Regions from separate parts of the Homo sapiens genome. Here region 1 is linked to region 2. Evidence: chromatin contacts called from ENCODE Hi-C or POLR2A ChIA-PET data. All regions are on one chromosome and are shown on one strand. Each heading gives the region's core, a stretch centred on a gene start or an enhancer-like site at or near the end of the contact. The rest is flanking DNA. Distances are from core to core; before and after follow the strand shown.

The links. Hi-C counts contacts between places; a loop is a spot of excess contacts on that map. ChIA-PET counts read pairs that join two places held with the same protein, here RNA polymerase II (POLR2A). Pooled maps may share reads with other maps.
Region 1: a pooled map shows a loop between it and region 2 (3-fold over the local background). The contact joins the promoter of MTO1 here to the promoter of DDX43 in region 2. A Hi-C loop is called at or near these places in 8 of 168 maps with a recorded cell type or tissue (CD4-positive, alpha-beta memory T cell, CD8-positive, alpha-beta T cell, IMR-90 and 4 more) and 13 of 50 pooled maps. POLR2A ChIA-PET finds 5 or more read pairs at or near these places in 30 of 52 experiments (A549, AG04449, CD4-positive, alpha-beta T cell and 22 more).

Annotation. Positions count from the first base shown.
Region 1 is chr6:73,460,456-73,463,391 of GRCh38, reverse strand. It overlaps MTO1 (mitochondrial tRNA translation optimization 1), which reads right to left and starts at 1,655. Exons shown (of 12, transcript NM_012123.4): 1 at 1,321-1,655. The coding sequence starts at 1,537. RefSeq lists enhancers at 1,115-1,164, 1,185-1,244, 1,315-1,644, 817-1,662 and a silencer at 2,095-2,154.
Region 2 is chr6:73,393,524-73,396,618 of GRCh38, reverse strand. DDX43 (DEAD-box helicase 43) reads right to left here and starts at 1,791. Exons shown (of 17, transcript NM_018665.3): 1 at 1,464-1,791. The coding sequence starts at 1,713. It overlaps LOC124901538 (small nucleolar RNA U13), which reads left to right and starts at 2,606; the gene lies at 2,606-2,706. It also overlaps a transcript of OOEP not described here. RefSeq lists an enhancer at 1,674-2,174.

The DNA.
Region 1 (2,936 bases), core at 406-2,905, 67 kb before region 2:
CTAAACACAAAATCCAGGGACGACAACCCAGAAGGAATATAGGATGCAAAAGGTAGCATGGCGCTGGGCACGGTGGCTCATGCCTGTAATCCCAGCATTTTGGGAGGCCGAGGCGGGCGGATCACAAGGTCAGGAGATCGAGACCATCCTGGCTAACATGGTGAAACCCCGACTCTACTAAAAATACAAAGAAAAAAAAAATTAGCCGGGCGTGGTGGTGGGTGCCTGTAATCCCAGCTACTCGGGAGGCTGAGGCAGGAGAATGGCATTAACCCGGAAGGCGGAGCTTGCAGTGAGCCGAGATGGCGCCACTGCACTTGAGCCTGTGTGACAGTGCAAGACTCTGTCTCAAAAGAAAAAAAAAAAAAAAAGGTAGCATGGTTCTTCCAAAAGGCATCACAAAATCTTGACAGAAACACAAAGATCAGGCTGGGCAGAGTACTGAGCACCTGCAATCCCAGCTACTGGTTAGGCAGAGGCAGGAAAAGTTCTTGAGTCCAGAAAGCGGAGCCTGTAATGTGCAACGATCGTGCCTATGAGTAGTCACTGCACTCCAGCCTGGGCAACATGGCGAGACCCTGTCTCTAAAAAAATGTTTTTAAATAAAAACACAAGAACCGTTTAATAAAGGATTTTTTTATTTTATTAATATTATCATTATTTTGAGACGGAGTTTTGCTCTTTTGCCCAGGCTGGAGTGAAGTGGCGCAATCTCGGCTCACTGCAACCTCTGCCCCCGGGTTCAAGCGATTCTCCTGCCTCAGACTCCCGAGTAGCTGGGATTATAGGCGCCCGCCACCATGCCCGGCTAATTTTTGTATTTTTAGTAGAGACGGGGTTTCGCCGTGTTGGCCAAGCTGGTCTCAAACTCCTGACCTCAGGTGATCCACCTGCCTTGGCATCCCAAAGTGCTGGGATTAAAGAAGTGAGCCACTGCACCTGGCCATAAACCATTGTTAATAATGTTAATTCACCCTTTATCTGGAGTAACATAGTAGAAGGTAAACGCAGCAATGAACTAAGAAGCTACCAGCGAGTAGTTGGTAGCTCCCTTTCCCAAGGCACTGACCCCGAACCCCAACCTCCTACAACGGACGACTGTCAGCAGCAGCATAATCTATGGTTCGCAGAATAGACTAATATAGAGTTCTGGCCTGGCCCGCCTGATCCTTGCGAGACACTGATCGAGGCTAAAACCACAGAAGGTAGGATTCTCACTAGCTTTGAGGAAAGGAAGAGGTCCCCCGCTTCAGACCGGGGGAGGCGGGAAGGAAGCAGCCTGCGTCCTACGCCAAGTTCCACAGCACCCGCGCTCCTCACCGATCGTGTCCACGCGGTGAGTGAGGAGCAGAGTCCGAGAGCCGCACCGAGCGGCGGCGGTGGCTGCCTCAGTCCCGGCATGTCCTCCACCAATGACTATCACGTCGAAGTGCGGAGTCCGGGGCGCCGCGCTGTCACTGCTCAACCGTGCCAACGGAAATTGCTGCTTGGTGAAGGAAACCGCGACCCAACGGCCACAGCCTCGGAAGTAGAACATGCTGGGAGAAAAATCTATCTGACTTTGAAGCTGACACGAGTGACGGTCAAAAAAACTTACGCAACAAGAGACAATCTGCAGGGCGCGGCCATCTTGCTTTAATATCACGGGGTAGGACGTCTACGTCCAGCGTCGCCGCTGATTGGCGGTTTGGAGCTACTTTCCTGGTGAGGGAGATGGGTGATCGCACGGAGGGCCGGTTGTGTATTTTCTTTCCTAGTTCGTGCGGGCTTTTTTTATTATTATTATTTTTTATTTTTATTTATTTATTTATTTATTTATTTATTTATTTATTTATTTATTTATTTATTTATTTATTTTGAGACAGAGTCTCGCTCTGTTGCCCAGGCTGGAATGCAGTGGCGCGATTTCGGCTCACTGCAAGCTCCCCCTCCCGGGTTCGCGCCATTCTCCTGCCTTAGCCTCCGAGTAGCTGGGGCTACAGGCGCCCGCCACTACGCCCGGCTAATTTTTTGTATTTTTAGTAGAGACTGGGTTTCACCGTATTAGCCAGGATGTTCTCGATTTCCTGACCTCGTGATCCGCCCGTGCGGGCTTTTTTTGATTTCCTGTGGTTCTGGGTTGGGAGCTCCTACTAAAGGTCATCTTTTGTACTTTCTTAGGCCCTGCAGTCCTTATCGCCAGGTGGCCACCTACGATCAATGAATTTGATCACTTTGCCTTATCAGATCTTTGTGATCTGACAATCTGATACACCGTCACCTTCTGTTTGTCTATAAAAACTAAGGGCTGAAAATAAGAATAGATTCGGGCCGGGCGCGGTGGCTCACGCCTGTATTCCCAGCACTCTGGGAGGCCGAAGCAGGTGGATCACAAGGTCAGGAGATGGAGACCATCCTGGTCAACATGGTGAAACCCCATCGCTACTAAAAAAAAAAAAAAAAAAAAAAAAAAAAAAAATTAGCCGGGAGTGGTGGCATGCACCTGTAATCCCAGCTACTCAGGAGACTGAGGCAGGAGAATCGCTTGAACCTGGGAGGCCGAGGTTGCAGTGAACCAAGATTGTGCCACTGCACTCCAGCCTGGGCGACAGAGCAAGACTCCGTCTCAAAAAAAAAAAAAGAAAAAGAAAAGAAAAAGAATAGATTCGAAAGGAGTTCAAATATATTTGTGGACTGAAAGATTCATGATGGTGCCTGGGCATGGTGGATCACGCCTGTAATCCTAGCACTTTGGAAGGCCGAAGGGGGCAGATTGCCTGAGCTCAGGAGTTCGAGACCAATCTGGGCAACATGGTGAAACCCCGTCTGTACTAAAATACAAAAAAAAAAATTAGCCAGGTGTGGTGGCATGCACCTGTAGTCCCAGCTACTTGGGCGGCTGAGGCAGGAGAATTGCTTGAACCCGTAGGCAGAGGTTGCAGTGAGCCGAGATCGTG
Region 2 (3,095 bases), core at 542-3,041:
CATTTTTTACAATAAAAAAGATGGATCCAGATCCAACATCAAGTGAGTGCTCTGTAGCACAGTGCCCTTTCATCTGCTAAGTATTAACTTAAGTGATTTTTATTGCAAACCTAGTGGCTTTCTTTCTTGGAGCATCATTCTTCAGATCTGAGCCCAAGCCTTCTGAAAGGCCAATGAGTCTCTGGGTAGTACAGCAATTAGTCTTACAATGCACTATTTTGTAGCAGCCTCCATCTATTCATTTTTCTCAGGTTTTAAAAAGGGTGAAATACACCTAATAGGTAAAATGTGGCAATTTATACTCGGGCTTAATGGCAATCAATGGGGTAATCATTCTAATCATTTTTAAATGCTTTTCAAAAAAATTCAGAAATGGGCCGGGCTTACGCCTGTAATCTCAGCACTTTGGGAGGCCGAGGTGGGTGGATCCACAGGAGTTCGAGACCATCCTGGGTAATATGGTGAAACCTCATCTTTACTAAAAACACAAAAATTAGCCAGGTGTGGTGGCGCACGTAATTTCAGCTACTAGGGAGGCTGAGGTGCTAGAATCGCTTGAGCCCGGGAGGTGGAAGTTGTAGTGAGCCGAGATCACGCCACACTGCACTCCAGCTGGGGCCACAGAGCTGCCTCAAAAAAAAAAAAAATCAAAAGAAAGAAAAAAATTAAAAATTCAGAATTGAATGTTAACACTCAAGATGTAGTAAGAAAAGTTTTTAACTTTTTAAAAATTAAGGAAACTAAAAGCAAGATACAACTGCTCTAGGCAGCCCTACAATGACCTTATAGCTTTTCTTTGATTTCTGGCTCTAAATGGTACTCATAGAAAGACTGATTAAGTTTTGTTTTTCATTCTGGGGTTAGCTGTCTGTTAAAAGGCCTGTTCTAAGCATCCCTCTTCAGCCCTAAGATTTCATAAGTCTTCTAGGAGTTGCTCTCCCAAATACATTGTCTGTATAAACACCAAAAGGTGGATTAAATTACTTTTTTTTTTTTTTTTTAATTGAGACGGAGTCTTGCTCTGTCACCTAGGCTGGAGTGCAGTGGCGCGATCTCAGCTCACTGCCAACTTCTGCCGCCGGGTTCAAGCCATTCTCCTGCCTCAGCCTCCGGAGTATCTGGGATTACAGGCGCGCGCCACCACGCCCAGCTATTTTTTTTAATATATATATTTTTAGTAGAGACAGGGTTTTGCCATGTTGGCCAAGCTGGTCTCGAATTCCTGACCTGGGGTGATCCGCCCGCCTCGGCCTCCCAAAATACTGGGATTACAGGCGTGAGCCAACGCGCCCGGCCAGATTAAATTATACTCTATCCCCAGGTTTTACAAATAGCTCTGGGAGAGACCTGAACCTCACTAGGTGGCAGCTGATTGGAGGTGAGGCAGTGGGGAGGAAATGCCTTCGCCCAGGCTCCGCCCCTGGCCCCACCTATCCTGCCCTGCCAGCCACTCCCATTCTCACCGATTACCGCGCCAACAAAGTGGCTCTTCAAAGCAAAACACAGCGGCAGTTCCTCGTGACCAGCGGCCACGGCCTCCGGGGGCCTAGAGGTGCCTCTCCAGCGACCACCTCTGCCGACACTATATCCCTCAGGACCTGTTCGATTCAACTCCTCCGCCGGCCTCCTCTCTGGCGCTCGGGACACTGTCGAGCTTCGCCGACTAGCAACGACCCACGTAGAGGCCTTGGGAGCTCCTCCGTGGTGGGACATTGTTCCAAGAAGGGGCGCGTCCGACGTCGTTGCCGTCCAGCTCTGCACCACCTGACCGTGACGTCGTAAGAGTAGCGTGCCAGGGAAGCCACGCAGCCGCTACTTAAGGAGCCCGCACGAGGCTAGCCCCCCCGCCCACGCTCTCTATCCCGCCCACTTCGCACTGATTTCACGCAGCCATTGGCCAGTGAGCGTTGTGGGCGGGACTTTCCCAGTTTTAGCCAATCGGTTTTCTGAACCGTGGGAGTGTGCCTTGAAGTAGTCGATGTGCCCCGCCCCCCACCCCCCCACTGTGTATTCCTTTCCAGGCGTGGGACTTTTTCCAAACGCCCAATTTGCTCCCTCCCCTACTGGACACACACCTCGGGTTCCTGGCATCTCAGTGCCTTGGAAACTTTTTTTTTTCTTTTTAAATAGAGACGGGGTGTCGCCGTGTTGCCCAGGCAGGTCTTGAACTCTTGGCTTCTGGCTTCAAGTGATCTTCCAGCCTCGGCCTCCCAAAGTGCTGGGATTACAGTCAGCCACTGCACCGGAAATGTTTTCAACCGTGACCCATAAAGGTAAGTCACTGTTACAAGGTGACCCAATCCACACATAAAAAACTTGAAACAACAGATTGACAAAACAGCATTTATCCTCGCTATGTAAGCTGCATTTTGATACATTTACGCTTATTTTAGTTTTTGAAATGGTTGTAATCCACAAAATTAAAAAAAAAAAATTTAATAGAGATGGGAGTTCCCAGTATGTTGCCCAAGGCTGGTCTTGAACTCCTGGACTCAAGTGATCCTCCCACCTCCACCTCCCATAGTGCTGGGGTTACAGGCCTGAGCCACTGCACTCGGCTCACAAAATGTATTTAATGGCCCACAGCTTAAAGATCACTGACTTGATCCTTTTGTAAGTCATAAGTGTGATTGGGTTTTCATGCTCTTGTGTCAAATGTGCCTCCCTCAAACCTTGTTACGAAGTGGGCACACTACCCACCTGATGTGAAAAATGAAGAGAAAAAGATCACTGGCTTGAGAGACATTCATTGCTCTACACAGTCTTCTGGATGTTTGCTATGTTTTTTTTGTTTGTTTTCTTTTGTTTTGTTTTTGACCTCTGTCGCCTAGGCTGGAGTGCAGTGGTGCGATCACTCACTGCAGATTCGACCTGTTGGACTCAAGTGATACTCCCACCACAGCCTCCCGAATAGTTGGGACTACAGGTGTGCACCACCATGCCAGGCTAATTATTTTGTAAAGACAAGACCTCCCTATGTTGCCCGGGCTGGTATCCAACTCCTCCTGCCTTGGCCTCACACAGTTGAGGGATTACAGGTATGAGCCACAGTGCCTGGCCTGCCATAATTTTAGAGCTAAGGAAATAAATTGAAT